2 separate regions of the Homo sapiens genome follow, and region 1 is linked to region 2. Evidence: read pairs that join two places in POLR2A ChIA-PET (ENCODE). Cell type or tissue: PC-9. All regions are shown on one strand. Links, peaks and the distances in the headings refer to the core of each region. The heading gives the core; the rest is flanking DNA.

The links. Peaks named below come from ENCODE experiments on the same cell type or tissue, not always from the same donor. Only the 100,000 strongest peaks of a DNase experiment are listed, where the experiment ranks them.
Region 1: POLR2A ChIA-PET joins it to region 2 with 5 read pairs; 3 of 35 experiments call an interaction of 5 or more read pairs at or near these places.

The regions. Positions count from the first base shown.
Region 1 is chr3:99,856,840-99,873,283 of GRCh38, forward strand. The region is part of intron 1 of CMSS1 (cms1 ribosomal small subunit homolog); the gene reads left to right. The region is part of intron 4 of FILIP1L (filamin A interacting protein 1 like); the gene reads right to left. The region is part of intron 1 of LOC105374010 (a long non-coding RNA gene); the gene reads left to right. Among named protein-coding and RNA genes, the nearest start is that of HP09053, 41 kb to the left of the region's middle. RefSeq lists a silencer at 11,306-11,600. In PC-9, for the core only: no CTCF peak of the experiment used is centred there; a DNase peak (open chromatin) is centred at 5,592; H3K27ac peaks cover 2,689 bases.
Region 2 is chr3:100,161,976-100,178,419 of GRCh38, forward strand. CMSS1 (cms1 ribosomal small subunit homolog) reads left to right here. Exons shown (of 10, transcript NM_032359.4): 4 at 328-457; 5 at 4,360-4,419; 6 at 5,763-5,865; 7 at 9,864-9,924; 8 at 10,341-10,428; 9 at 14,352-14,440; 10 at 16,330-16,444. The coding sequence ends at 16,413. Among named protein-coding and RNA genes, the nearest start is that of FILIP1L, 56 kb to the left of the region's middle. In PC-9, for the core only: no CTCF peak of the experiment used is centred there; a DNase peak (open chromatin) is centred at 9,526.

The sequences.
Region 1 (16,444 bases), core at 3,510-11,509, 310 kb before region 2:
TATTAGTAATAATGCATCATATAATACACATATGAAACACATGGTATATCTAAATGCTATAATACCAGTCATACCCATAATAACTTATATTATAATTCTTACCGCTTTTGATTTTATCTTATTTTTTGTACATTACAGTCAACCCTACTAAAATACAGACTTCTTGAGAACAGGATGAGTATCACTGTCTGATTCATTTCTGTGTCCTACAGTGTCTACCACAAAGCACTTATATGTAGAGGGAACCACATGAATTTTTTTTGAATAAATGAAAGAATGAACAAATACTCCCTTTTGTGAAAAATACTGTAGCACTGTCCTAAGTAGTTTTATTCACTATTTAAGAGGATGCTCTAATATTTACCATGTACATGTTTTTAGGCATTTAAGAAAATGAGGTATGAGTGGGTTTCCCATCAGTGTTCTCCAAGAACATTATTTTCTCTATTTCATAGCTACAGAGCCTCTAGAAAGAATCAACACTGTTGGAACAGGTCCTTCTCTCCTTTCTTCAGATCCCTGCATTAGAACTGTATGTGCTTGCTTGTTTGAGGAGAACAGGGTTAGGTGGTAAACGTCCACATCCTAGCCCATCAGTCTCCTTTGGCTTTATCAACTCTGCTAACAAAGGAGTGACTATTTTATGTTTTCCTCAGAGTCCAGAGATCTACTGGACAAATATGTTTGTTTATTACATAAGCAACATTGTATCAACAGCAGTGACAGTGGAAAGGAAATATCTATAATCTGACCACCCTAAAACATCAATTATGTTTCTGTTTTCACAGATTGTTTTGCAGTTTTTCAGATGCTTGGTCCATAGAAATAAACTTAGGGTGATCATCAAGCAATAAAACGAATTCCACAAGCCATTAATGGTACTGTATTGTTTCTATTAGTTTCAGAAATCAGCCTGTAAATAGAGAATAACTTCAGAGTCAGCTTAGCTTCTCATCTGTCTCTTTAAGGAAACCTATTTTTCACTATGTTCACTATGTAAATCTTGAATTTAATGTTTCTGATGTTATGAATATGGCAAGACTTTTATTCATTTAATATACAAACAACAAAGACAATCATTAGTACTAAGGCTATCCTGAGATGAACAGGGGATAGAGGATCCTATTCTCAAAGTGTTTATAGGCTAATTAGGAAAGAAAAAGGAGATAGTTCCAGCACAATTCAGTAAAGGCTCCAGAGCAGTAGTTCGTAACCTTTTAGGTCTCATGACCCCTTTACACTCAAAAAATTTTGAGGACCCTAAAGAGCTTTTGAGTGTATGGGCTGTATCTATCTCTTTACTGTATTAGAAATTCAAACTAAGATTTTAAAAATACTCATTAGTGCCAGATGCAGTGGCTCACACCTATAATCCCAGCACTTTGGGAGGCTGAGGCAGGCGGATCATGAGGTGAGGAGATCGAGACCATCCTGGCTAACATGGTGAAACCCTGTCTCCACTAAAAATACAAAAAATTAGCTGGGCATGGTGGCACGTGCCTGTGGTCCCAGCTACTTGGGAGGCTGAGGCAGGAGAATTGCTTGAACCCGTGAGGCAGAGGTTGCAATGAGCTGAGATCACACCACTGCACTCCAGCCTGGGCGACACAGCAAGACTCTGTCTCAAAAATAAAATTTAAAAAAAATCATTTGTTAAAAATAATAAATAATAATAAATCCATCATCTGCTAAATAACATATTTTTATGAAAAAATACTTTTACAAAATTATTTAGTGAGAAGAGTTGCATTGTTTTACATTTCTGCAACTAATGTCTGGCTTAATTGAAGACAGCTGTATCCTCAGATCTGTTTCACACATTCCATTAGCTGTCAGAGAAATCATCACACGTCATGGAGCCTCTGGAAAACTCCATATACACTTCTGAGAGAATGAGAGAGAAAAAGGTTGTGTTATTATGAAGATATCTTCTTCACTCTCAAAGGGGGCCACACTTTAAGAACCATTACTCCAGAGGATAGACAGTTGAAACATCAGTGGCAAATTTGTCTTTCTCTGGAAAAGCGTCTGGTTTGGGCTGTCACCTTGTGCTTCTTCTGTCAGCCTTTTGCTTCATCCTGATGAAGTCCCCCAATTCACTGGCTTAGTCACTGCTTTGATGTTTCCATCATTAATAAAGCCAGTCACTTGCTAACCGTCAAACATAGATGGGAGATTCTCTGCCTTCAAATGTTCTCTCCCAGTCCACAGAAAAGTCCTAAATGACAAAACTGTTTTCATAAGACATTGTGTTTTGTTTGAAACTCCAATTTGAAATAAGAGTATGGAAACCACTAAGTTGCCTGGTTTTTATAAATGGGTCCATCCATAGTGCTATGCAGTTCAGCTGACATTTAATTCATTTCAGACCTTGATGAGACAAATACAGTGACAGCTACTATGTGCAAGGCACTGTACTTGCTATTTGTCAGTTCTTTTTTCCCCAAAACCTGCCTGTATTCTTGCACAGATCAGTCTGATCATACTTACAGTATTCTCCCAGTAACAACCAAATAGTATGATGATACCAAAGCTTGTTTGGTCTTAAGATGTTTGAAACAGTGTAACAGTCACCCTAGTCCTAAGTATGTAACTTCATTTTGATGGGCTTAAATTCCTGTATTTGTTCTCATTATTCCAGAGCTAGTTTAATACATTACTTTTTCTTCCTGATTTAATATGTTGATTACTAAGCAGAAAACTGCATACATCACACTCCTTTATTTATTTTTATATCTGCTCTCACAGCTAGACTTTGATAGCCTGATTATGATTATATCCCATTTTATCTTTTAGCAATTCTTGTCTAATACATAATTTTAACTGTGTTGCGTTGATAGTAGCTGTGTTCATGGTTAAATAACCATGGATTTCTAGCAGTTTGCAGAGTAATTACATGGAATTTATTGGAAAGCTTCTTTATTTGAGATAAATTTTGGTATCAGGCCTATAATTTATGTTTCCTTGCTTTCCTCCCTGCTTTTTCTATGGGACTTTTCACTGTTTAGTCTAAATTTTAAGAGCACTCATAAAAATAGCTGTGACCCGTCTTTTTTATTCTGTGTATGCTGCTTCCTTGTATTTCACAAGTCAAAGGTTTTCTAAAAATTACAGCTACAGCATACCATAGCCATAATGTAATGTACAATTCATTTGACTTAGTCAGCAAGATCAGTAGAACAGTAACACTTTTTTTGGCATCTGCTAGTTGAATATGAGTGTACATCTATGTCTGCTTTATGTCCTTGTTACTGAAGATCCTGTCATCATCACTGAGATCCTTTAGAGATACCATAAATGGGTCCAGACCCAGCAATTTGGGTTAATACTATTTTCCTTCATTGTGAAATAAGAATTAGGGCAGGAAGTTAAGAAGGAGGCTTTAGCTTGGTGTCAGAGGAATATATGGTAAAAATGGTATACTGTTAGTCATTACTCTTCATCACCTGAACGATTAATCTTACTAGGCCCCCCAGAGGTCAGGAGAAGTGAAATAAGATGGAAATAGTCAAATGACCCATTAATTATAAGGAGCTTGGTAGCTTTTAGCAGAGAATCAGGATTCTAAAAAGCGGTACTGAAATCCTCAAATTGAGCACAAGGACTGGAATTGAGGCAAATCTCACTCTTTTAAGAGCAGAAAAAGGAGCAAAGTAACTGAGAAAAAGGGTCTCTGAAAGGTGAGGTTCCAGAACAAGTAAAAGGCCAGTCTGAGGGTCCACAGGCACAGAACTTGGGTAGTTAGGCAGCTACAAGGAGAATATTTTCATCTTGAGAACAAAGGAGGTGCCCATGATTCTGGGCTAGAAAAGACACTGTCCATGCTGCTATGAAAGGGCCAGGTGGAGACTTGAAAAGATGCTCAGGCTAGACCTGGAAGAAGAAACTGGAACTGACAGGGGAGTGACAACAAGTACAGCACATGTAAATTTGTACCAGGATAATTACTGCCTAAATAATGTGTTTTGACTTCTGCAGTACTGTATTGTTAGGGAGCTTTCTAGTAAGAACCTTTGGACAATGGATGTTCATTTAATACCGTGAATATTGTGCCTCTCCTATCACTCTTTTAATTTTTCTTATTAAAAATACCTACTCAAATGAAGTTTTCTTTATGCCGTTTACTCAGATGACATCTATCAAGAAGGAGCTTTTAAAAAGTTAATTACTGTGAATACACTGCTGTGCTAGAGAGTCTACTCATTTTTCTCACTTTTCTTTTTGTTTTCCTCCCCCACCCCCTGCTCCCACCACCACTCTGAATTGGGGTTCTTGATTATTTAGAAAAGATCCCTTAAATCAAAGTTTCCTCTTTTCCATACTTTCCATTTTGATTGTTAATACACCCCCGCCCTCCCAAAAAAAATTACCTGTCTTCCAACAGATTAAGACTTTAGGTCTTTGTCAGACTAACAGTTTCAGGTAGATGTCCCCTTAATCCTCCAAAGCCTACCTGGGCCTTCCACAGCCATGATGCCTTCCCCTGGCTGCCCTGTCCCTCTAGGGAGAAGTATCCAAAAAGCCACTCAGCATGTGATGCCTTGTATTATCACAGATGTGTGTGTATTCCTGAAAGTGCCTCCTAGTTCATGGCATACAGAGCTGCCTTTACACCTAGCATTGTGATGGTGCTCCTCCTGGGCTTGTCCTCAGGTTCCTAATGCTTTCATTGTTTATCATTGTCTCCATTCCTTCCTCCCACTCTCTGCAGTTGATTTTGTACTCTCTGTGATCTGCGTTCTTCTGTATCTTGTCTGTTTGCCCAAGGTAGCCTTCTTTAAGACAGGGATAATGTCTTCCCTACTGCCTGTTCCCTATTACCCCCAGCAAGAGATTGCAGTAAACAGTGCAGGTGGCAGAGGGCAGGTGGAATGACTGACAGCATGTACACTCTCTAGTACCGAAGCACCAATAGGAACGAGACAGTGGAAAACTATGAGAGGCAGGGCAGGGCAGTGCAGAGCGAGAAATTCAGACTCTGGAGTTCAGTTTTTGCAGCTGAATCCCGGCTTTCCAACTTCTGTCTAGTGTGACTTGAGCAAGCAATTTAACCTCCCTACAAGTCTCATTTTCTTCATCTGTAGAATGGGGATAATATTAGAGCCTCCCTCACAATAGGGTTGTTCTGAAGATTAATAAAAAACAATCCATACAAAAAGTCCTTATCATAGTGCCTGGCACAATACATGTCCGTTCTCATTAGAAGTAGGATGGTGAGTACTAAAAGAGTAGGTTTTAGATGTTCTCACCACAAAAAAATGATAAGTATGTAAGGTAACAAATACGCTAATTAGCTTGATTTAGCCATTCCACAATATCTAGATATATAAAAACATCATGTTATAGGCCCTAAATATAGTTTTAATTTTCATTTAAAAAATCAAATCAAATAAAAATAAGTGCTACTTGCTTGGCATATTGGAAAAAAAAGTAGGACAGTGAGACAACACAGTGAGACAACGTCAGTCACAATGAGCTGACCTAAAGTAGGGGTCAGCTGGGGGAAGAATAGCACAAATCACATTGGAATGAAAGATATGACTACATAATGTTTATTGCGATCTATTTTAAGGCTTTTCATGGATCTTTTCAGCTATGCACATGGTTAGTCATAATGATTGTCATTTTAGGTCAGAGTTTCTCAGCCTTAGCATTGTTGACATTTTGGTTAATTCTTTGTTGTAGGGGCTGTCCTGTACACTGTAGGGTGTTTAGCAGCATCCCTGATCTCTACCTACTAAATGCCAGGAGCAACACAGTACCTCCAGCTCAGTTGTGACAACTACTGAATGTCTCCAGACAACTACTGAATGTCTCCAGACATTGCAGAGAAATTGAGTCTGGTTGAGAAGTCACTGTTTTAGGGCATAATTTTTGGGTAGACTGTTAGATTCTTTGTGTTCGTTGTCTCTGGCCTGTATAACTCTTCTTAATTATCTGCTACTCAAATGTATTTGGGATCAGCCACTGTCTTCCATTTCTCTTTTGCTCACAGATCTACTCCACAGCTCTTCTCCCTTCCTGGAAGAGAATGATGCTGTGAATGTCCAATATCCAATGAAATGCCAGCATATCAAAATGGATGCTAATAGTTGACCTTCCCAAAGCCTCACTGATGCTCTGCTCATCTTACTCCTGCTCTTCATTTTTTGGATGTGAATGTGTACTTTGTCTGCTGGGTTTAGATACTCATAGACTTGGTCTACTTAGGCAGCGGTCCCCAACCTTTTTGGCACCAGGGACCAGTTTTGTCAAAGACAGTTTTTCCATGGACATGGGAGAGGGTGGTGGTGGTGGATGGTTTTGGGATGAAACTGTCCCACTCGGATCATCAGGCATTAGATTCTCATAAGGAGCATGCAACCTAGATCCCTCACCTGCACAGTTCACAATAGGGTTCACACTCCTATGAGAACCTAATGCTGCTGCTGATCTAACAGGAGGCAGAGTTCAGGCAGTAATGCTGCCTCATCCCGCTGCTCACCTCCTGCTATGTGACCCGGTAATAGGCCTCAAACTGGTACTGGTCTTCGGCCCTGGGGTTGGGGACTCCTGTACGTGGGGACTCAAAGTCTGGGTGGGTTGACTGGGTTAGTACACTGTATATACTATTCCTGGGCTTGGTTTCCATAGTCAAAAATGTCAAGTAGACTATTAAGGATATTTTATAATTTTTTTGACTCTTCAGAAGAAAATACAAAGCAGCAGATTGAAAGATACCCTAGTTGTCTGAGAAATAGGTCATTTGGGGTTTTCATATTGTTGGATAATTAATTTTTCAGTCTATTTTGTGTACTTTTAACTCTTTAAATTTCAATTATGGATTTTTAGATTAAATTAGTATTCCTAAATATTTGACACATATTTCAAAATGTGTGTATTAAAACGTATACTAGGAACAGTCTTCCTCTTACCACATCGTTCATCTCCCCAACTGTAACCACTGATACTAGTTTCTCTTATGTACTTGTAGAGTTTCTTTATGAGTACATAAGCAAACATAAATAAAGATTCTTATGCTCTCCCCTTTTTACACAAAAGTAGCTTACAAACACTGTTCCTCAGCATCTTGTTTTTTGCAGCCAAACATTTCTTGGAGATCTTTCCATTGGATCAGTGTTCTTAAGCAGGAGCAGGAAAAGGGAATAAAAATAAACATGGTTGCTAAATACATCTTTACAACTTCATGCTAAAGAAATTAAACTTTGTAGGATCTATTTTTAATGGAATTAATATGTAGGAGGTATGGAAGACATATACTTTTGCTGTTTTGAAATTATTAAGATAGATTGTAACAGTAAGATTATTTGACTTATAACAACAGCTTGAGTGTTGTATATCTATCTTTATAATGTCTGTGTAGAGCACATGCATTTATTTTCTTAGTTGAAAAACTGAGGCCCAGGCAGATTAATACTATGCAAGGCCATCATTATGGTGGCCCTGGAACTGGTACTAGAGTGTGAGACTTGGCTTATAAAGAGAAGGAAACAAGCATATTGAAGGTCTACTCTGTGCCACTAGATCTCACTTAATACTTATAGCAACTGTATGAGCTAAGTATTATTATTCTCATTTTGCAGATGGAGGAGAAACCAAAAAACTAAAATTTACAGAGGTTAAATAATTTTCCAAACAGTACAGGTAACAGACCAGAATAAAAATTCACTGGCTGCGAAGTCTGTGTTCTTTCTACCTAACAACCAGGCTACATGCCGGAAACCCCAGACAAAAAATGTTGACCTCAGAAGAGTTTCCTCTTATCCCATACCATGTTTTTGGTGTTCATTTGTTCATTCCCATGCTTTCTGCTCCACCCACTTGGCTCCCTGACCCCTTCTACTGTTCTCCTCTTTGCTCACTCTGCTCCTCTGCCCACTCACCAGCTTCTTTGCTATTCCTCAAACAGAACACGGCATGGTGTGCTTTTGTGCTCGCTGTCTCCCCAGGAACCACTGGATTCCCCCTCACCTCATTAGTACCATCTGGCATACTATATTTTATGTATTTATTGATTACTGTCTCTCCTACTAGAATGTAAACTACATGCAGGTAATGGTGTGTGTGTATGTGCGCACACACGCATCTCATTCAATGATTAGTCAATCATTGGTCTATTTTGTTTAATACTATATTTCTGGTAGGGAACAGTACCTGGTACTTAATTGGTATTCAATAAATATTTGAACAAATACCTCTTCTATTTTTGAAATAGGTACCATATTTGAAAGCATGGGTATAACTAAGCAATAGACATATAGTAGGCCCTCCTCTCTATAGTCTAGGAATAACAGCTAGTTGAACAATTTTTATATGCCATGTACCGTGTTAGTCCTGCAAACAGTCATAGGAGGCAGGTATTACCGTCTTCTTATTTTACAAATAAGAACTGAGGCTCAAAAAAGTTAATTTGCCACAGGTCCTGGTGAGTAATTGGCAGAGCCAGAATGCCAGTGTAGTTTTTACTCCAAATCCTGTTTCTCACCCCATTACATACATCCACACTTCCTATCTCATATATTATATCTCATGAGCCATCCTCTCCAGTGAATTTGTGTGCTGTAATATTCTGCCTGTCAAAGATCCCAAATCACCACCACTAGCAATTCAGTGTTGTGTCACAGTATTTCCTATAGGTTCATGGCTACTTTGAGCCTTGATCTTGAGACATTAGCAAATATTCTCTTAGTCATTATAATAATATAGCAAGTTTCGTCATTTGGCATAAATTCATAATTATTTTTGGATGGTTTAAAAAATTGTGACTTTGCCAGTAATAACATCTCATGTTCCCCAGAGGTGGTGGGTTTGTCATAAATACCATTTCCATAGAACATTTCAAGGAACCTAAAGTTCTTGGAAAATATTTTTAACAGGCAGCCATTTCTCTGACAGACTTCAAGGGCATAATAATAAATATATATATATATATCCTTAGAAATATGTGTGTATGTATTTTATCTTATTAAGAATATTTATATGTTTTTTTATTGCTCACAATCCATTTATATTTCAATGATCCTTTTGTATTTTAGCAGATTAAAGAATCCAGGAATGGTTCTTTAGAAAATCATTCCAATGTAGCTGTTAAATTTTGTTTTTAACCTCCATTAGTCCCTTTTTTCTCTTCCCAGGTCACAGGTTATTTTCACTTAGATATTGCACGTGGGCATTTTGGAGGATTTAATATGATTCCTTCTCTTAACCTCTACTCTTCGTTGGGCTGCTTTTCTTTCCTTTATTCTCTCCTTTATTCTCTCCTTTGTAGAAAGCATGTATCCTTTTCCAGAACTTATTCTGAGCAAAAAGTTAAAACTTTTTTTAAGCCTGTGTTTTTTTTTTTAAAGGCTTTCCTTTTTTATGTGGCTTTCTTACCTTAATTGTTGTTCAGTTCACCACATTTAATAAAAAGCCAAAGCAGGGGCCAGTCACGTACCAGAATGGATAAGTTCACTGGTTTTCACCTCCTTGTAGTCTGGCTGCCTACACAGAGGCAGTGGCTAAAGTGGTATGCTTGGGAAACCAAACGTTTCCTAACTTGTTAGTGGGAAATTCAAACTTCAGAAATTTAGAAACCACAACAACAGATGCCTATGTTTTACTGTGACTACTGAAGTCACAGTTTGCCATAGAAACAGGATGGATAGCAGCCTGAAGAGTATAAAATGTGAAACATTTTGATCCTTAGAGGACTTTTTTGGGTCCTCGATTTTAGCTGTCATAAATCAGTAAACAAGGAGCAAGGAAAATAGGGAAATTTAATACATTTAAGAGTACTTAGAGGTTCAGGCAGTTAGAGGATGAGGGTTAATGTGTGGCTTGGCTTCCTGCTGAGTAAACAATTAAATCATGAGCCACAGTGAGCATCCTACTTCTACCTTTACCCACTCTTCCTAGTTCCTGAGGATGATTGGTTTATATCTTTTCCATGATTTTTGCAAAGTGAGAGTTTGGGCCATATGCCATCTCTAATTACAGACAGGTGGAAAAGTTTTATTCTGTAATCTGCTGGAACATGAATGACCATTTTTCTTGTGGTCTGTGTTTTGCTTGTCCTCTTGCATGCTTTGTACAAATTAAAATTATTTTGGTTATCTGAGCCTTGTTTAATTTTCCCTTGACTGTAAGTCCAGAGCATTTGGGTTATGTTTTCCTTTTCAGCAACTTCTGAATACTGAGAAGACAGAAAATGCATAAACAGTCTGATCATACTTCCTTTCCTGTAAGTTGGGTTCTTTTAAGATGAACATGTTCTAGAGGATATTAAGCTTGCATAGCAAGGAGTAATTCCATCAAAATATGACAGTGGTCAACAGCATATCTGCTAGAGGTGAGAGCAATGACTGTACCCCACTTCTCTTGGCCCTGGGTCTGCTGCTTATACTGTCCCTGAGCAGGAGTTTCACCCATTTAGTTTATCTATGTGAGAAATGTTCTGTTTGTGGCAGTTAAAGAAATGGCTATAGTATACCTCATGTATGTGCTATTTGAATACCATCCATTTTTGCCCTGACCATATCTTACCTTGTGATTTGAATTTTAAGAGAAGGCAAACTATCTCAGGTTTTAGTAGCTGAAAAAAAGGTTTTTGAAAAAAGCTCTGGCTTCACTATTCATCGCTTTTTAAAGTTTACTAATTCACAGCTAAAAACAAAGAAAGCAGAACCCCAGGTATTAAACAATTGAAAAGCCACATATCTGATGGACAGGAAATGTTGGACCAAAATCTGCTAGTGACTTAACTATCTGACCTTACCTCATCTGCTTGTCACCTTAGCTGCAACATGGGAAGAGCAGTGCAATTTTGTCTCTAAGGTCTACAAAGCCTTTGGCAATCTCAAATCTCAGTTCCACAAAATAAATACTCCCAACAATCTTTAGAGTCCTTTCCTCCCTTCTTTCCTATATAACACTGTATACAAATTCACATGTCAAGAGATTTTATGGCTCATCAAGTCTCAATGGTTCAAAAGAATGGAAAACCGTAATTGGAATTCCATGGGATTCAGATTTATTTGAGTCTGTTGTAGTTCACAAGTTGTAAGTATGCTGTAAAAGCAAATAAGTACTTAAAATGTTATACTAAATTCAAAGTACAATTAAACTGAAAAATTAACACCTAGGCAAAAAGTATTTAGACTGTTAATTTCAAAAGAGACTCTTTATTGTTTGTGGCTAGGATCTGATATAAGCCATTTAGCCCAGGTTGTAAAGATTTGTCTTACAGATTTGTTTTTTGTGGGTGCATGGTAAAACAGGGAGATTCCAAACTAGCTTTTAAGCCTTTTGCAGTCACCAGCTCTCTTCGGTCCTTTACCTGCTCAGGAAGTTGTTTCTTACTTCAGATGAGTAAGACATTTTTAGGAAAGTTCTTGTGGGTTTCTCACAGGAGGGACTGCCTTGTAGCAGGGAAATCAAGGTAAAGGGTAACCTCTCCTTACAGAGTGGCTAAGGTTAGGCACGCTAGAGACAGATCTTCAACAAGCTTAATCCTTTACTCCACTTCACAGCTGGGTGTCTGAGAACAGGAATTCTTCATGACTGCATCCTACAAAGGACCTCCTCTTTGGCCTGAGACAGCCCCCTATATGTCAGCCCAGCAGCACCAGATGATGAAGGAGCATCATCCCTATGGATAGACTAGCATAACCAGAAGAGTAACAGTAGCTGCTATAGGTTTGGCACTGTGCCAACTGCTTCATCACGTTTAAGCTTCAGGTTAAGAAGTGATGTTACTTTAAGCTGCCTTCCTTTCTGCATAAGTCCAGGTTGTTCTGAAGGCCAAATAATGGGTTTTTAAACTTACAGTTTGGGTGCTCTGATCTTGGCACAAGCCTTATTTGTCTTTTAACCTCAGGTTCTCCTTTCATAATAGACTTCTGAAGAATAAGTCTGCCATCTTTTTTGGAATGCTGCATTCAGTCATCTCCATTTACATTTCAGTTCCCATCTTTTCCATGAATGTTTCTTAACTTGTCTAACCCTGGCTGATTTTCCTTTTCTAAGTCCCCACAGCCCTTACAGCTTTATTACCTAAATATTCTACATTATTTTGTACTGCTTTCTAATTTGTTTTAGTATATTACTTTTGCCGTTAAGCCAACTGTAAGCTCCTTAAAGGAATAATACCTCTGTATCCCTCATATGGGTTGAACTCTGTGCATACTTGACCAAATGATAGAGAGGTAAAAAGAACCACTTCCTAGGGGAGTATAACCATCCCTTAGGCTGAGTGGTACCTAAAGTTCTCAGAATGACTTGTTATTAGAATGGAAGAAGGACAAGTAGAGTTTTGTTCCTCTTGTTCTTGTCACTTCTGGAAGGAGAACCATTTAGTGAAGAGAAGAATTCACTTGGAGACAAATTTAATTAAAGTCCAGATGGGGAAAATTGGCCAGAGAATCTTAACTTTGCCTGTGATTCTTTGCATCTGTGTTCAGCCTAATGAATTTTATTGAACTGTAAAAAGAATTTTATGGGGCAGAATTTGGGGGGAGATTAGTGGAGCCCCAAATCACTTGGCAAAGTTACTCTCACTTTTATTTGAAAGCCTCAAGAATAATATGCGACTTCAAACATAATGTATTTATTTTAATAATATGAGTGTTTGAAAAGTAGATAATTTTCCTTTTAGCAGCAGTGGATTCATTTTCACAAAATTCCACAGAGTAATTCACTTCTTCTGCCATTCCCAATTAACAGACTAACAAGTTAAGACTAAGGGACTTCCACAATATCTCACTGAATGGGTGTTTGTCTTCAGCAAGAAACCAGCAACTTTCTCATGTTCTCTCTAGGCTCCTGGACCAGGCAACTCCTTCCTTTTCTTCAAATTTAACAGGCAGACACTTAAGTCTTGCGAGCCCAAATGTGATGTTTTACATTCCACTTATGATCTCTGCTCAGAGATTTGTTTTTGTTTTGATTCACATAAAAAAGCATTTTAAAAAGAAAGAGAAAAACATATTTCACCTTTAAACTTTTGTTCCAGGACTGGTGGGCCATGAGACACAATAAATCTGGCAGATTTGCTTCTGTCAGGGCAGCCCATCTTAGAGGACTGACCTCAGCCTTGAGGCTGCTTTAGATACAGTGATTTGGAGCTCTCACAGGCCCAAGTGCTACAGCTGTGTTCATCTTTTCTCCATTTACATGTGGACTCTTTCCCTCAAATTACCCTCATTTTCTTTAGCTAATTTGTCTCTGTAGTGATATAATCAGTAGCTTTTATTTTTATATTGTCTCTTCTCTACTTGATCAGAGTTCCCATGAGGGTTATTGCTCATTATTCAATCTTTATTGAGTACTGAGAAATACTTGGGGTGGATGACATTGTTCCCTTTTTGTAATTTGTAGAAACCAAGGGAACAGGAGGCTCACCCAGTAAATGGATGGCAGAGCTAAGAAGAGTAGAACTCTGATTTATCCACCCATTATTCTTACTCTTTTAGTCTCACCGTTGAGACACTAACATTTATCCCTGTCAATTCAGTGTCACTATTCAGCAAGGTTGGCCATTGACTATATTCTGTTGAAGTTTTTATAAGCATTCTCCCACATTGTTTATCTTTACTTAGTTTTTATGTGTAGCTGATCTCTCCTACCTTCATTGCATTACCAGTCAATTAAAATAGAGCAGGGATGGGACCATAATTGAAGTTGTTGTCCAAGAGCTGCTAGTGATCTTAGTCCTTGTCATTAATGTGGTACCAGTCCATGCTAGTAGCTATAGCTGGGTTAGTGACATGGTATGGTGTGTGGTGAACTTAGTTGCTGGGCCTGTTTTCATGCCTTGTGCTTAGCTCAGTAAATGTTTGCTACTGCTGAGGAGAATTATAAGCCCTAGGCTAGCTTCACAGGTTGACATTGGAGTAACTTTGAAATTAAAGAAAAATCACTCTTCTGTAAAATCTGGGAGATACACTGGTTTACCCACAGAAACTTTGGAATGAAGTACATGCTTGGGAAAAGGCAGTCTGCTGCATGGCAAAGATAAGCCATTTGTGCCCCGTAAGTGCATCTTCCAGGCCTTCACCTGAGGCACAGAGATTAGAGAAATTCAGAGGAGTCCACCCTTCATTAACCACTGCACTGTGTTCTTCCATATTTTGCTTGAAGGCCATTCCATGCCCCCGGGTGACTCACCTGATACTCCTTCACCAGGTATACAAAGTCTCATTTTATTGGGGAGGGAATTAAACTGAGGTAGATGAAGATGGGCAGAAAAGCATCTGACTTAGTCTGCCTATATAACATACACTGCCATACAAAGCAGATTTCACTGCCTTGACTTAAGCTGAGCCTAACTTGGTTTCTAGTTAAGTTCACTGCCTTGACTTAACCTGAGCCTAACTGGTTTCTGTAAGTCACTTCCATATGGTTGCTTTAAGTAGTGGCTGAGATTTGTTTTCAGCTCCTAAACAAAATCTAGAAGAAGGGGCCCTCCACAGCCCACTGTTTGCAGAAACACTTTTTTTTTGTATCAAATAAGCAGCTTCTAGGTTGTAATTTGTTCATATATTTATCCAACACCTTTTCTGTCCCAGCAACACACCTACTAATTGTACCTCGGTACTTTCCTAGGCACTGGAGGTAAAGCTGGTTGTAAAACTGACCCTGAAGGAGTTTATAGTCCAAGAGACAGATAATAAGCAAATAAATCATTAATGAGTAATTTAATGTCACATCACAGTGCACAGTTTGAAGGAAAATAAAGCAGGGTAAGTACCACCAGGAGCTTGTAGCCTTCATAGGTGACTTCCTCTGCAGTTTTGGGGGAGGTTGTTTTGAAGGCATTGAGTCACTTTGAATTTTGAAAGGGATCCTGCTAGCTGCGGACGTCTGAGGAGTGCAAAATGCTTAGCTGGAAGATACTAATAGAAGGTCATTTGTCAAGTTAGTGGTTCAGACCCAAATGTCTTTGACCACAGAGTACACAGTCTTTCCAGGGCACCTCTCACCTTCCAAGTAGAGAGTGGGATTTGCCAGCCGGAGGACCTTTAAATACACTTATTTTTTATTTTCTCTTTCCTCCCTTTATCACCTCCCTTCTGTTGTTGTAGCCTGATTAAATTGTATTGATTTTCACAATGCTTCCTTATCCTTTGCTTTTTTATTGCTTATACTTAAGAACTTTGAACCTTTCTACTTTCTTTTTTTAATGGATTTTATATCTAAATTAACACCTACAGTACTGAGGCTTTTTCTGGGGCTTCTGTTCTCCTCTCTTCCTAGCACTAATTAAGGAAAAACTACTGGTGAGCTGTAGCCCAAGAATGCAGGGGGCCCTGGCCCTACCTCTGCATAGCTGTGTCTCTGGGGCAAGTCACACTGTGGACATCAGTTTCTTCTGTAAAGTGAGGCATTTGGATCAGATGACCTCCATTGCCCCTTCCAGCTGTAAAATTCTGTGGATATTCTGTGCCAGGACTGTGTGTGTGTGTGTGTGTGTGTGTGTGTGTGTGTGTGTGTGTGTGTGTGTGTGACTGTGGGGCCTGGGGTATCCCATTTTCCATATAGTCAAGTACCTTATCAAGGTACTTCTCAAATTCATAGTTGAATGTTTGCTGTTCTGATGTAATGTATGCTTTCTTTTGCTGATAATAACTCCTTTAGGCTAGAATAAGTAGTTATCATAAACAGACACAAGGAGTTGAGGTATGTCTGCATCCTGTCTGTCCCAATCATACACTTACCTATCTACTCCTCTACTTACCTCCCTACTGCTCCCCTGCCTGCCCCCACAAACACATCATTCCCCAAGCTTGTTTAAAAAAAATTCTATACTTAACAATTTATCATATTTTGGAGCCAGTAGAGCATAGAAATGTGAGGACGGTCAGACTGGAAAAAGAATACTGCTAATGTGTTCTCGTTCTTGGGCTCAGAATTAAAACTGCTGCTGTCCTATCTTAATCTGCTAAAGCATCTCAGAGAACAAGCATGAAGAGGGAGTGTTTCTCATATCTGAAAAAGAAACCAGGGACTTTCCTTGGTAAGCCTTCCCATTTTTGTTTGCCCAGCTTTCCCAGGCAGAGACGATGTTAGTGCAGATGAAGGTCAAGGAGAATCTCAAGTCTTTTTTTTTTTTTAAAAAAAGGAGGGATGTGCAAAGGCTGATAAGTGTTGGTGATAATCTGCTAGGAATTAGTGTACCTAACAAAATGACTCAAAACATGAATGTCCTACCTCATTTTAAGTAGAAAATGACCAGCCATAGGAGGTTCTAAAAGTCATTGCAGCACACTTTAAGCATAAGTGACTGGGTTGGTGGCTAGAAAATGTTGTGGTGATGACAGCAGCAACCACAGAAATATTGCTTTGAAGGTTTGTGATGCTGGCTGCATATGCAGTGTCTCTTCATCTTTAAATCCTTATTTAAATATAATTTACAAAAACTAAACAATCAGTTTAAATTGAAGCTGAATTCATGGTCAAATACAAA
Region 2 (16,444 bases), core at 5,770-13,769:
GAGAGCTCTCCATAGCAATGAGATTTCTTTACTTTTAACAGAAAATAATACCCCAGTATGGAGATGCCTGCAAAAATTTAGTTATCTTGGAAGTCATAGACCAAGAGTTACAGGGAGCTTTCTAGATCATTTTTTCATTTTTCAAAGCAATAGTTATGTCCAAGAAGTATTTAGTGAATTTTCTCAAATGTATTTATTAAAACCCACATTCACACTTGGCTAACACCAAAAGCTATGTGCCGTTTAAATGCCAGAGGAACTAACCTATTCCAACCAAATGCCATTTTAAAATATGTCGTCCCATTTTTCTTCTTTCTCATATCTTAGAAGAAAATTACTGATGTTCTTGCAAAATCAGAACCAAAACCAGGGTTACCTGAAGACCTACAGAAGCTGATGAAGGACTATTATAGCAGCAGACGCTTGGTGATTGAATTAGAAGAACTGAACCTGCCAGGTATAGCCAAGCTTCAATTTTCCTAAAGACAAGGAGCAAAACATAAGTATCTGTTATGGTTAGGTGTCTCAGGCAGTCAATTAACACATTTTCCAGCGGGCATGGTGGCTCATGCCTATAATCCCAGCACTTTGGGAGACTGAGGCTAGAGGATCGCTTGAGCCCAGGTGTTTGAAACCAGCCTGGGCGATACAGTGAGACCTCATCGCTATTAAAAATAAGAATAATAATAATAATTGTTTAAAGAGACATACTTTCAGGCCAGGCACAGTGGCTCACGCCTATAATCCCAGCACTCTGGGAGGCTGAGACGGGTGGATCACTTGAGGTCAAGAGTTCAAGACCAGACTGGCCAACATAGTGAAACCCCATCTCTACTAAAAAATACAAAAATTAGCTGGGTGTGGTAGCACACGCCTGTAATCCCACCTACTTGGGAGGCTGAGGCAGAAGAATCACTTGAATCTGGGAGGCCGAGGTTACAGTGAGCCAAGATGACGCCATTGCACTCCAGCCTGGGGGACAGAGCGAGACTCCATCTCAAAGAAAAAAAAGAAACATAATACTTCTTTTCCTCAATCTAATAGTTTTAACTGATAGATTATATCAAATAGTTTTAACTGATAGATTATATCCTTACTGGATGCTAAACAGTATTTGTCAAATCTAATATTAAGATTTGTGATTGTATTTTTTTATTCAAAAGGTTAATTGTTGGGTGTGCATTTTTAACAAACTATTCAATGAGTAGGAATTCATCATGAGGATAGAAGTTGAAGTACACATTTAAAAGTATGGATGTGAAACACTGATTTACTCAACTATTATAGACAAGAACTTTAGCCTTAATAAGCAATTTAGTTTTGTTGTTGCTCTTATTATGGATTTCTAGTCATGGTTTTTAGAATAGTATTTTAGGTTGCAGGCCAGACTCTTTCAAGCAAACTGTCAAAAGGTAGGAACAAAATTCTGTATGTTTTGCGAGGCTGACACTTTGCCTCAAGGGATTCTTAGGCCTACTAGAATTTTAGATCCTCTGCCTTAGTGTATTTATAATTAAGCTAAAAGATATTACAAAATTTAAACAGCTAATTTTTTAAAAATATTTATTTATTTATTTTAGAGACAGTGTCTTGTTGTGTCGCCCAGGCTGGAGTGCAGTGGCACCATCGTAGTTCACTGCAGCCTCGAACTCCTGGGCTTAAGTGGATCCTCTCATCTCAGCCTCCCGAGTAGCTGGGAATATAGCCACGTGCCACCATACCCAGCTTAAACAACTAATTTTAATTAATTTCAAAATTATAATGCATCCTTTAACTCTTTTAGGCAGGGATGGGAGGAAATAGATGTTGTCATAAAATCAAACCATAAAAGTTTGGGTACAACTGCTTCAGATGAGCTATTTATAGACTACTAGGCATATCTAATATTGCTTTTGGAAAAAGTAGAGGGTGGCTTGATTTCCGTTTTCCATTACAACTTTATGCTTTCTAGAAGCTTGAGAAGCTGAAAAACAATCTGTTCCCTGAATTTTTATAATTCTTTTGTGATATCCTTTTTCAAAAACACACATTGGGTTTGGAGACATGAGTGCCCTGTCTGTTTTCCAAGGAGATTACCCTTTAGGGAATTGAAGGAGTGCATTTGCACATGAGCAGGATCTGGACTTTTAGACTTACTAAGCCCAGACAGTTCCAATAGCAGTTATAATCCACTCTTCTCAGCACACCACGGCCTCTGCTGTGAAAACTATGTCCTGACTGCACTATCACAGGAACTATTCTAACAAAACCACTTTTGAAGCTTTAACTGAAGTTTAATTTTTACTGTGACTCAATGGTCAGTTTTCCATTCTAGTTCTTTGTTAGAGCAACTTGAACTTAGGAAGGATTTGTGAGCAGTGGGACCACTGCTGTTCTGTAACCTCATGGAACATCGTAAACCTTGCTCCTCTCTGGAGTTAGAGAGAGTCAAAGCTCAGAAGAAACTTTTAAGGAGTCATTTGAGTTCCATAGTGAATTTGTTTGGTATTATTGTTTTATTAGAGTTCAGTAATATAGTTAGGCAAGAATGTGTGGTCATGGTTTGGGGAGGAAGGAAAATATGTTTGAAATAACGTTATAACCAAAAAGGACAGGTTTTTATTTTTAGTTAAAAAAATTAGGCCATTTAAGACACAATAAACTGAGACATCAGAGGAAGGTTTGAGAGAACAGGCCCTGGTCACTACACTGATGAGACCAAGGACAGAGAATAGATCTAAGCTAGATGTGGGGAAGGAGATACAGTGGGTTATTTGGAATAGGCTCAAGGAGGGACATAAATCCCCTTATATATACACATATAAGGTAGATATAAATAATAACATACTGTTCCTATTTAGTTTGTCGAGCCTCTGACTTGGTTTTGATTTGAGGTTGTTTGTGTCTGTAGGGCAGGAACATGTCTTTTCAATTAATATTGTGCACTGTACATTGTTAATGTCATACACATGGGCACTTAATTAGGATTTCAAGGTTGGAGTCACCCGGAGCTAATTAACTTCTCTGCTGTCTCCTGAGAGCTGCAGTGTGATTTAGATTAGTGATTCCTAATTGCCTATAGGCTAGTTGCAACCGAATCACCCAGGAACTTCTTAAAAATCAGATTCCCAGGCCCACCCCCAAGAGATTCTAATTCACTATGCAAAAGAGACTTCATCCCAGAAATCTGTATCTTCAGTTCTCCAGGTGAGTCTGATCATATCCAGGCTTGGGACATTATAAAGACCACCAAAGGCTCCACAACAATATAGGAGAAAACAGCTTTGAATTACTCACTTAATGAGTTATATGTGCTGGGTCACAACATAAATTTCATTTTGATCAGTCCAGCCCCTGTTTTATTTTAATGTGTTATATTGTTTTTTATTGTATTGTTATGTTGTGTTGTATTTTGAGACATTATTCTCATTCTTCCCTAATCCAAACTCTATTTTCATATGATAGGAATTTTTAAAAATATATATATATTCTTATAAAATATGTCATCCTGTGTATGTATATACATATTAAAATGTATCTAAAATGGCTTTGTGCTAATGCTTTCGTTCTGTTTCTTTCTTCACTTGACACTTTTTCCAGATATGACTAAGTAATTTTATGCATATCTAGTTCATTGCTTCTAAATGCCACATAATATTCCAGCGTTTCCATCTACCACATATACTCATCCATTTCCCCAGATATGGACACCTAGGTTGCTTCAAGCACCCTGCTATCACAAATAATGTCAGGATGAATATCCTTGTGTGTGTACCTTAATAGACCATGCAAGAATTTCTTTCTATTATTTACCTTGAATTGAAATGATAGAATTATAGGGTATATACATATTAATATTATTACTTTCCAGAATATCTATACCAGTTTATACTTCCACTTACAGTTCACAAGAGTTTCCATCAACTTGCATTCTCAACAACACTTGGTATTATACATATTGCTAATAGTTGCCATTCTAATGAGTGTGTAAAGTATGCTCATTATATTAACTTGCACTTCTCTGATAACTAGTGAGTTTCAACATGTTTACATAGATTTGTTAGCCACTTCATTTTGCATTTGTGTAGTCCCTATTTTATGGATTTGGAAAATAAAGTTGCTTCATAAATCTGCTGAGTGATGTAAGAAGCTCCTATTTCACTGCTCTAAGAAATTATGGGCAGCTCCGTGACAGGTTAAAAGTTTACTTGTTGCTGCTGCTGTTATTTTAAATATAGGCAACACTTTAAGATATAAAATGGGCCCCCAATTCACTAATATTTTACAACCTTATACATCACTCATAACTCACATATAATCTGTTTTGATTGTGTGTGTGTTTACAAAATTATCTACAAAGCATGTTTATTATATTTCTAGACTCCTGTTTCCTCAAGGCCAATGATTTGACTCACAGTCTTTCCTCATACCTAAAAGAAAGTAAGTAAACTCTGATTTTAATCTATTTAAACTCATTCTTATTTTGCTCTGGTTTTGGGAATTTAGGTTTTGGTCTCGTTTTTGTTTTATAACACATTAGGCCATTATTGCTCTAGGAATCCAGAGAATGGTGTTCTAGTCCCAGGTCCCCCACCAATTTGCTGTTTGACCTGAGACGAGTCACTGAGTACTCCCCTGGACTTAATTTCCTATCTGAAAAATAAGGAAGATGGACTATGTGATATGTGTTCCATCTGTGAGATTCTGAAATTCTGTTTGCATGTTTACCACTCAGACCATGGCTATTGTGAAGTCAATCTAATTTTATCTTTTCAAAATTTATTTTTTGGGAGGCTGGAGAGGGACAGGGTCTCACTCCATCTCCCAGGCTGGAGTGCAGTGGGTCTGGTCACAGCTCAGTGGAGCCTCAACCTCCTGGGCTCTAGCGATCCTCCTGTCTCAGCCTCCCAAGCAGCTGGGACTATAGTTGTGTGCCACCACAAGCAGCTAATTTTTTTTTTTTAATTATTTTTGGTAGAGACAGGGTCTTTCTATGTTGCCCAGGCTGGTCTCAAACTCCTGGGCTCAAGAGATCCTCCCCACTCAGCCTCCCAAAGTGCTGAGATTACAGGCATGAGCTACTGTGTCTGGCCCTTCAATATGTATTATATGTAGCCAGCAGTAATTAAATTATTCATATCAACTGTTCATTTATTCATGGCCAGCAATGAAATAGTTTAGATATAGGGAGTTTCCATTCTTCTTTCAAACTACAAGCAATTCTGATGACACTCAACTTGAGTTCATAAACCTTTCTCAGCTTCAAATTCAGAAAATGTAAATCTAGGTAATAATAGAATCAAACTCACTAGATTATGAGAACTAAAAAGAAAATGTATGTAAAGTGCTTAGCACCATGTCAGTATTTAGTAAATGTTTGCTGTTTTTAAATGTTTGTTCCATTTTATATCTTATGTTGAATGTCCCTTTAAAATTTAACATGATTGAATCAGCATTTGTTTCCTATTTAATCAACATTGTCTTCAAGTATCAAACCTAAATTAAAATATCAAAAATGTAATATTCCAAATTTTTTTACTTAATTTTAAAATTAGTCACATTTAGGGACTTGGTATGTTTGTTTTGTGTTACAAATTAATGATACTTTATTTTAATCTAATATTTACAATAACCAGAAAATTGAATTACAATTGTAATTATAATGAACCATGCTTACTATATTTTGTTTTGTTTAAATACTCAACAAAGAAGAAATGCTCAACTTGGGAGGTGTGCCCTGTTTTGCCATATTTCAAATAATTGTTTTCTGTTCTTTTTTCCAGTTTGTCCTAAGTGGGTAAAACTTAGGAAGAACCACAGTGAGAAGAAATCGGTCCTGATGCTGATCATCTGCAGCTCGGCCGTCCGAGCCCTGGAGCTCATTAGGTTGGAAGGTTCACCTATTCCATATCATAAATGTTTTCTGAATAACTGATATATGCCAAGCTATTATGTTCTATGTGCTGGAGATGTAGCAATAAACAAAACAGAGTCCCTGCCCTCATGGAATTTATATTTCAGTGGGGGAGACAGATAATAAACAAATGAAGATACATTATAACGTCAAGTACATTGATAAGTTATGTAAGGAAAAAATAAAGCATGGCAAAGGGATATAAGTAGATCAGGACTACTTTTAAAAGGGTGGTCACAGAAAGCTTCTCTAAGGAGATGACAATTTGATCAGAGACTTGAACAAAGTGAAGAAGAAAGCCCAGCAGCTATCTGGAAGAAAAGCATTCCAGGTAGAGGGGAGAGTAAGCACAAAAGACCCCAAGATAGGATGCCATTATAGGATTTTGAGGACTTACTTGATCTGAATCATCATTTTAAAGGTTCACTTTGGCTGCTGTGTGGAGAGCACACATTATAGAGAGCAAGGGTAAAAGCCAGATCATACCCCAAACAACCAGTTAGAAGAAAAGATCTGACTTAAAATAGTAACAAGAAAAGACAGAAGCCGGGCACAGCAGATTGTGCCTATAATCCTATCACTTTGGGAGGCTGAGGTGGGAGAACTCTTGAGCCCTGGAGCTTGAGACCAGCCTGGGCAACATAATAAGACCCCATCTCCATTATAAAAAGAAAAGATAGAATACCATGGAATATACTTACCAAAACTTATGTACAGACAACATCATCTAAGGGATGCAGAAAACTTGGACAATCAAAAATGTATACCATATTCTTGAACAGGAAAACTCAATATTGTAAGGATGTCTGTTTTACTCAGGGTAGCCTTCAGATTTCACACATTCCTAGTAAAACTCCAATAGAATTGTGTTGTTTTTTTTTTTAACTGGATAAACTAGTTCTGAATTCTTATGGGATAATATACAACTAAAAATAGGCAAAGAAATTCTGAAAAAGAATACTAATGAGAGGATTATATTCCTAGAGATTACAAATTATATATATATATATATACACACACACACATATATATATACACATATATATACACACACACACACACGCACTCTGAAGTCTCAATAAAATAATTAACAGTATGGAACTGGCACATGCATGACAGATCAGATGAGTGGAACAGAATTGAAAGTTCAGGATCAGACCCAAATGCATATGAAAATGTAGCATATGCCTAAGGTGACAAATCAGAAATCAGTAGGGAAAGACGGATTGTTTAATAAGTGGTGTTGGAACAACTGAGTAGCCATCTGGAAAAATAAAGTTGGATTCATATCTCACTTATAACAAGATAAATTCCAAATGGAATAAAAACTTAAAGGTAAAGATTATGTTTTAAAGATAATTTGTCAGTGCTTTACTAAGGGCTTGCACATACGTTTTCATTTACTATTGTTTTTGTAGAATAAACAAAAAGGCTTCCACTGGTCAGTGGTAATATTCAGCTTTCAGAGAAGAGCCGTGAGAGTCAGATGGGATTTGCTAGGACCAGCTCTCTCTGAGAGCCTGGCTCTGGGCCAGGCTTTGACAGGAGACAAAACAAAGGAAAATCCAAGTCCTGAAGAAAGAGGAACTTGGTCAAATAGACTAAGGTGCAAATCTAGATATTCAATAGTTATTTACATCTGTTTTTTCTAAATGAACTAATCTAATCATGAATTTAGAAAAGTAGTTGTTAAACTGAAATAGTCCTTCAAACCCTCCTTTCTCCACTGAAGTGGAGACACACATTAAATTGTATCACATTATGCACACACATTAAATTGTAGCATATAATCTCCCAGTGAAACACTTGTGTTTCTTTCCATTTTTTCTGCTCTAAACATAATTATCTTGAAGATTCCAACTGCTTCCGGGCAGCTGTACTTGCCGGTCCTGAAATCATGGGAATTCACACTGACTTTTCAGTGCTTTAAAAACTACCTCATTTCACATTCAGATGCTAAGGGCAAAGAGTGTGGCCTGGAGGTGGACTCTTAAAATAAAGCTATCAAATTGATTTGAACTTTTGTTATACATAAATTCCTTACTGAGGGCATAAAAGTACTGTGTTGTCACACTTCATTTACCAATTTGCAGTATTTTTTTGTGTCCCCAGTAATACTATGATCCATTTCAAGGTTAGGTGATTTACAAAAGGTGATTTCTGAGTAGGCACAACAAGCCCTATTCATAAAGACTAATATTTAATAATTCTAACTTTTATAAGAACATCTGTTCTATTGAGAGCCATGACTTATTTTAAATTGTCTTCCTGGTTAACCTTGCCATGGAGAAAGCTTATGTGTAAGTAAAAACTTGAGGCAACAGAACTTGTATAGCATGATTCACTATTTTGCAAACTCATATGTTTTTACAGGTCAATATTTCTCAAAATATAATAATGATATATGAAGGAAAGTAGAAAACCCATGTTAGGTCTGTCCTCAAATATAGATGATATATAGAAATACATTGAACAAATGAGAAACAGGTTGTGAAAATAGAAGCAAGGAAAAAATAAAGAACAGAAAATTAGGTGAAGCGAGCTAGAAATGGTGCTGAAAATCACATCGATAAATCCCTGTGCAGTTGCAAAGGTGGCCCCAACTGGGGGCCTGCACTTTCCAACAGCCAGGATCTGTTGGGAAACATTATCAGTTGCCAGATTGATGACATTCTGTGGGTTTAAGAAGAAAAAAAAAGAGTTCCCTGAGAAATAGTTTTCCCCTCTGTGACATAGTGACAGCAGCATTCTCAGTATCATCTGTACAACAAAAACCCTGGACAGATAATGTTATGTGGCTGTTTATAGAGCAGCTGTTGGTGCCAGCTGAGGACCTGATGCCAAAGTAGAGGTAGAAAGGCAGGCACGGCAGGTGCACCAGCGCCGTCTCAGCCCTCAGAGCTGGTGGTCTGGATTGTTGTAGATAGATCTAGCTTCTTGACTACCTAGAAACTAAATGGACTGCCTGTCCTACTGGTGTAAGCCAGAGACTGTAAAGTGACAACTCAAAGGCTAAGTTTACCCTACAAGTGTTTGGCACCTAAAAAATTTGTGAGTGACTTGCCCATATTTAAAATCAGATTGCACATATAAAAATCTAGATTTCTGGCTTCTCTAAAAATCAGAGAGTCTTAGGCCCATAGTCTCACATCATCATAACTGGCAAAGCTGAGCACTAGTTGACCCCTTTACGGGGGGCATCACTCTCAAGTGCCCCTCAGTCTTCACCCCTGCTTCCCAGATCACCTCATTTACAATAACCCCCTGCCCTCATAGCTTTAATTCAGCCAGTCCTTTGTGTCAGTGGTTTCTTCTTACTTTTTTTCCTTCCTTCTTTGCTTCCTCTTTCCCTTCCTTCCTTCCTTCTTTTCCTGCTTTTTGGCTGAAGCTTCATTTCCACCTATAAAATTTTATAGAGGAATTTAGTCTACAAAGTAGATAAGAAAGGACAGCTGTGATAGAAGGATAGAAGCCCCCCCTCTTCCCCCTTTCAAGCTCATCTCCTGGCTTCCCTCATGGCCACCACAGGCAGACCTTTGTAGATGCCCTTGGCTCCACAGAGAACGAGCTGACATCACCGCTCCAAGATATCTTTTGCAACCAAATTTTGTATGAGAACTGCACTGCATAGTTGGAAGATGAATTTTCTGCCAGGGACCTGAAATACAGGAATTCTGTATTACAAATGAAAGGCAGGTCATGTGTTTCAGTAATCAAGGAAGCCTAAGTAAGGTTGACCTTGTGTATGGCAGTGTAAAGCCAACCCAGATATGTGCCTGAATAAAAGGCCACCCCACTCTCATTGCAAAGATTGGCTAACCTGCAAATCTCAGAATTTGTATGTACATATGCACATATATACACACGTATGCACACATCCTTTGAATAAAGCAAGACATAATACTTAAGTAGTCATCGTGGCCTAGAATGAGTTGGTTTTCTTAAGCATTCACCTGCTTCTTTTCATTAGGTCGATGACAGCATTCAGAGGAGACGGCAAAGTTATAAAATTATTTGCAAAGCACATAAAGGTAAGCAAGGGCCTGTGTGATCCCTAAAGGCCTCTCCCAGACCTCAGCTTTTTTCCTTTCAACCTCTTCTCCTAATCTCCTTAGCACATATTTTATTGAGTTCCTTCCTTATGTAACATTTAACAACTTTTCTGGTTTTTTAAATTCTATGCTTCTGCATACCTACCTCCCCAGTATGGCAGTCGCTACTGCCATGCTCTGTCCCTGTATAGAACCTGAGGCTTGACCCTTTGATTCCTTGAAGATTACCAGTTTTCTAGGGATATGCTCATCTCTGCCCTGGAAGTCGACCCTACACAAGGGTAGCTCCATTTGTATTTCACTTTCTTAACTTTGAGATAAAATGTTCTAAATTGGTGTAAGATAGCACTTTCTTAATGACTTCCTTTTCTTTCTTCTCTTTCATCTTGGAACAGGTCCAGGCGCAGGTAAAGTTGCTGGAGAAGCGTGTGGTGCACCTGGGTGTAGGAACTCCGGGGAGAATTAAAGAACTTGTTAAACAAGGTATGACAAGAGGGCAGTGATACTCTTGCCCAGGGCTGGGAGTTTGCCTTACCTACATGTGAGTCTCAGAAACTAAATTCAGGATATACAAAAACCAGACCTCTGTGTTAATTCAGGAATTGGAAACTCAGCCTTTAATCTCTGAAACCAACCAGCAAGTATAGCACAATAGGGAATGATAAGGACTGTGGCAAACTGAAGTACGTGTGCCCACCTAAACAGAGTCAAATTCCAGCTGCTATAAGCAGGTTAGTGGTTCCACATAGCCTTCATTCCACCAGTGTGCAGCCACTGCTTGAGTTGAGCAGTTCCCTGTCACTCCACTGAGTCTTGGGGAGACTCCCATTTTGAGGGCTGGTATATAAAACATACTAAAACAAAAAACGTAGTTTCCATGAATGTAATGCAGGCATTCCATAATAGTTCTTCCCAAATGTGTTTCTCTTTTAGTGCTTTACAGAAAGTATTCTAGACAACATCCACTGGTGGGTTTTTATAGTTTGCCAACTTTCTCAAAGCCAGTAGCCTAAGAACCTGCTAACCTGCCAATTATCTTATTACCTCTTCTACCTACCAGGCAGATTGAATGATTTCTTTTCAATACTTATTTCCAAATTACTTATGTATTATATAATAGAGCTTTTTTTTTAAATAACTGTCTGGAGCTATTCTCAGATTATTTTATATATCTAAAAGTAATGTGTTCATCAGTGTAGTAACTCATTATAGAGATGGTCATTTGCCAGGGAGCAACAAAAGCTAAAACTACTGTTGTTTCTCTCCAGATGAAAATCATCCAGGGTTAGTTGAACCCACTATATGCAGAGTTTTGTACAAATACCAACAACTAACAAATTTGGCTGCCCCTGACAAGGAAGGGAAACAACACTTTCGAGTTCCTACTTGTACGCAGCGCTACGCTTGACACCCTTACATATGTTACCTCATTTAGCACTCACAGCATCCTTACAGGCTAGCCTTTTTATTTTTTATGAGAGAGAACTGAAGCTCAGAGGGTTAAGTCACCCTCCCCAAGGTCTGTCAGTCTAGGCTCTCCTGGTTCTAGAGCCTTTTCCCCTCAAGGAGCTCCTGATCCAGCTGAAGAACTAAGTGTACATAGACTGAGATCGATAGCATGAGGCAGTAAATGCCAAGAGCCAAATGAGCACTTCTAAGTCCTACAAGAGTTGAAATGAGAAAGAGATAGTTATGCTGGCCTGAATCTGCAGGGCAGGGTCTTTAACTGATCTTTGAAGTGTGGGGAGGATTGAAATAGGCCGGGAGGGTCAGAGGAAGCATTCATGAATGGGAGAACAGCCCAGTGAGATTCTCAGAAAGCAGGCACATGCACATGGTATATCACAAGGAATTGATGAGGAGGTAAAACAATGTTGCAGTTAAGAGCCCCTGTGATGGACTCAGACCTCCAGATTCAAATCCCAGGTCTAGCAACTTACCAGCTCTGTGACCTTGGCAAGTTACTTAACCCTTCTCAGCCTGTTTCTTTGTGCGAACAACAGGGATAGTAATAGTAGCTACTTAGAGGTTTGTTATAAAAACAAAATGCCAATAAAGAGCTCAGCACAGTAAGTGTCACACCCTAAACACTTAACAAATATTAGTTATTTATTAAAGAGACCAACTTTCTTGCTTGGAAACTTCGTGGGCTCTAGTAGCAGCTGATGTAACTGGAAAGAAATTTGAGGAAAGTCCTTGAACAGTAAGCTGAGGAGTTTGGATTTTTGTCTTGTGGACATCCTATGGCATTTGAAAGTTAAGGAACAGATGAGAGGCACCAAGGCCTTCTATGAGACACAGATTTGGGAGTAATTGGCTGGGTATCAGAAGCTAAGGATGGACTCTCAGGTTGGTTCCTGCCTCCCTAACAGCTTTTAGCTAAAGATTCACCACCAGCCCCTCCTGGAATCCAGATTTTTTTGTGTGTCACCAGACTTCCCCAGCCCCCACCCCATGCAACAGGATTACTCTTCTCTGTATTTAAAAGAAAGAGAGGAAGAGAAAAAGCAAAGCTATCCAGACTATTGAAATCAGATCTCTACAGAGTTGTGAGACCTCAATATGAAGGCTTATTTCATATGGAAAAATCATTTAAAGGGCGATTTTTAAAAAAATATTAATGAAAATAATTTTTACATCTGATTCTAATTGGATGAATGGTTTCATATTCATTAACCACAGGTATTTGCCTACATACAAAGTGTTTAAAGAGAATAGTCCCAGCACCCTAAAAGTGAAAAATCTAACAGAGTGACACCAATAGCATATATGTAGCTGTTTATGACTTAATAAGATGTTTATACGTTTGATATATAAGGAGAGTTTTCAGACATTGAAAGATATCCCATGACATTGGGATGTATACAATTACAGGCAATTGTGTTGTTTTAATTTAGTAATGAAGGGGATTTTCTGACTATAGGAGCCTTTGAAAATGCAAAAATGTACAGAGAAGAAAACAAGTCACTTTAGAAGCAATCTCTTGTTAATAATGAATGTATTTCCTTTGAGTCTTTTTTCTATACAATTTGTATGTTTATTTTTATACAACAGAGATTGATTATACTGCATCTCATAACTTTATAACCTACCTTTTTCACTTGCTATATCTCATGAGGACTTACCTTCCTTGTCATGAAGCACGTTTAATTTTTCATTTGTATAGCTACACTATTTACAATATTCTATTGTAAATTTATTTTTTTGCAATTCTATTATGGTAGACTTTGGGTTGTTTCTAAATTGTTGCTATTATAAATAATGTGGCAATGATCATTTTTGCAAGTAGCTATGTTTATGTTTCTGATGCTTCACTGGGATATGTCATAGAAGGAAATTTATTTTATCAAATAAAAGCATTTTGGCTGGGCACCGTGGCTCATGCCTATAATCCCGGCACTTTGGGATGCTGAGATGGGCAGATCACTTGAGGTCAGGAATTTGAGATCAAATAAAAGCATTTTGAAGCTGTTATAATATTATGCTCAGTTTCATTCCAGAGAGGCTGTACCTATTTGCTTTCCTGAGAGCAGTTATATTAAGGGAAGACTGATGATCAACTCATTGTCTTTTCCAGTTCACTATTTTTATTTTAATTTTGCAGAGAGTTTTTAATAACAGGCATTTGAATTATAAAAAGCATGAACAAGTATTAGGGGCAAAGAGGAAAATATTTAAATACTACAGGGAAAAGCTGAGGGGAAGTGCCACAGGAGAGGAAGGCTGCAGGTACTGTTAACACAAGAGACGTGGAACAGCTTGGAGCAGAGGCAAGAACTGACTCTATGCCCAACTGTGAGACATCTGAGGACTACACATTCCCTGAGGTCCCCTTCAGCCCTCACAGTCCATAATTGTCTTCTAGACAAACAGGAAAGCAGAGAATGGAGTCATTAAGTGATTTACCAACCTCATCGAAGGATAGCTGAATAGAGCCTATTCATCTCAACTTCCTTTTCTGCCTAAAAGGAACCACCCAACCCTGTCCTCATCTTTCTCCCCACTCACCTCCTGAGAGCCCTGCAGACTCCATGGACTCAACTCCTTTGAAAGGCAACTACCCCAAACTGCGGGATTTAACTTAGCAAATCCCTGTCAGGAATGAGACTATAGCCTCTGGGGCTTCATGAAATGGATGCCTGGCCAGCGTGTGAGCATTTGAGGAGCTTAGCAAGAGCAGTTTCTCTGCTTTCCTCAGGAGGAGTGATGAGATGATAAGAAGAGCAAGTCTCAGAGTGCTGCATTTGTTTTCCATCAGGGAAGGGCAGCACTTAATGTGCGGAGATTAGTTACTGGGGGAGAGGACAACATATGAGACAAAAAGTAACCCGGAGAATAAAAAATCATTTTAATAAGCTTATGTCATGAGGTCTTTACTACAGCAACTCTCTTCCTGTCTCTTTCAGGTGGCCTTAATTTGAGCCCCTTAAAATTTCTGGTTTTTGACTGGAACTGGAGAGATCAGAAGTTGAGGAGAATGATGGACATTCCCGAGGTACCACGTAACCAGCAGTTGCCTTTAATCATTTTTTCTCTATTTGAACTTGGTTCAAACACAGTAATAAAGTCTTTGACATGAGGAGCCAGCACATGTTAGATTTTGAAATGATTTCTATCTTTTTTAACTCTGAGCTAACTATAATTATAGAGGCCACCTCATCCCCTTACACATAATTGTATCCTTTCCATGTGTTTCATGGGAATCAGCTCTGTTGCTCCTTAAATGACCAATGGCCTCTCCTCACTAGGGACCATTTTGAGAAACAAGAAGATCTGAAGGACCTGCACTTCTCCTGTGCCTTTCTTTGTAGACACACTCGTCTTTATCTTTCATTCTTATATGTGCACTTTTGGCTCGGGTTAGGGGAGCAGGGGTACAAACTTGCCTCTGCCAGCATCTCCACATGGATTCCCAAGAACCCACTTACTTAATTTAGAAAGATATTTTGGTTCATGGGGTGGGGAAATTTTTTGATGTCTCAGTTGATCAGAATTGAATGACCGAATGCATTTATGGGCACAGTATTAGCTCATTATATATTTTTAAAAACAATCCATTATCATCATAATGTGAAAAAATTACTTTGCCACCTACCACGCTATTATGGGGCTAATTTTTCAATCTAGCCTGATGCTTCACAGTAGCTGTTAGGAAAAAAAATGATTACCAGTCACTAACCAAGAACAAATCATGGCAGTAACTATCAAAGAGGCTTGGAAATACTCTTCCAAACATGCTGAATGAATTAATTTATCACATAAAGCTATATCTCCAGATTGACCAAACCTGATTATAATTGATCAGTGAGTTATTTCAGACATCAGTTCAGGTTAAAAAACAATTTGCTCAGTTACACACACGCACATGCACACACACATACACAGTCGTGCATTTTGTCCCCTGACTTGACTGGTTTCTTAAAACTGGTTTAACAAATTTGATATCAGGCATGAGGCCATAGTTGATTATTTCAGTTATAATATTAAATTTGACTAATCTACTAAGTTTCTAATTCTAATAATGAGAAATGTCCAAAAACATCTTGTCACCCATAGTTATTTTTATTCTGTTGCTGTCATTCTCAGCAGTTATCCTAAGGCAATAAAATCCTATACTGAACTATTGTATATAATCTTGTTTACAGAAAGCACACTGTGGAGTCCTTGAAACACCTTTGTATAGCATTTTATTTTGAATGGCTGCAAACAAAAGGGCACTTTAATGAAACTAATGTTTTATATAGTACCTCCTCCTTCATTTATATAAATATTTTAATTCTGCCAGGCATGGCAGTGCACACCTGTAATCCTAGTGCTTTGGGAGGCCAAGGTGGGAGGATTACTTGAAGCCAGGAGTTCGAGACCCGCCTGGACAACAAAGCAAGACCCTGTCTCTACAAAACAATAATAATAATAGGCCAGGCACAGTGACTCACACCAGTAATCCCAGCACTTTGAGAGGCCAAGGCAGGTGGATCACTTGAGGCCAAGAGTTCAAGACCAGACTGGCCAACATGGCAAAACCCTGTCTCTACTAAAAATACAAAAATTAGCCAGGTATCATGGCACACACCTCTAATCCTAGCTACTCAGAAGGCTGAAGCATGAGAATCACTTGAACCTGGGAAGCAGAGATAGCAGTTAGCCGAGATCACGCCACTGCACTCCAGCATGGGCAACAGAATGGGACTCTGTCTCAAAATAATAATAATAATAATTTTAAAAATTTCAACTCTGAATCAAATGTGTGTTAGGACTTTTGCACTCTCTGATTCTGGCCATAACAGCTGGGTAAATATCAGGGAGTCCTGATGGTTGAATGTATTCACCAAGACCATTTTGGCTTGATCTTAATCTTTTTTTCCCCCCTTTTCTCTCATTTAGATAAGAAAGGAGGTATTCGAACTTCTGGAAATGGGAGTGCTCAGTCTGTGCAAGTCAGAATCCTTGAAACTGGGCCTTTTCTAAGTCTGTGTCCTAATGAAGATTCCAGTTTTCA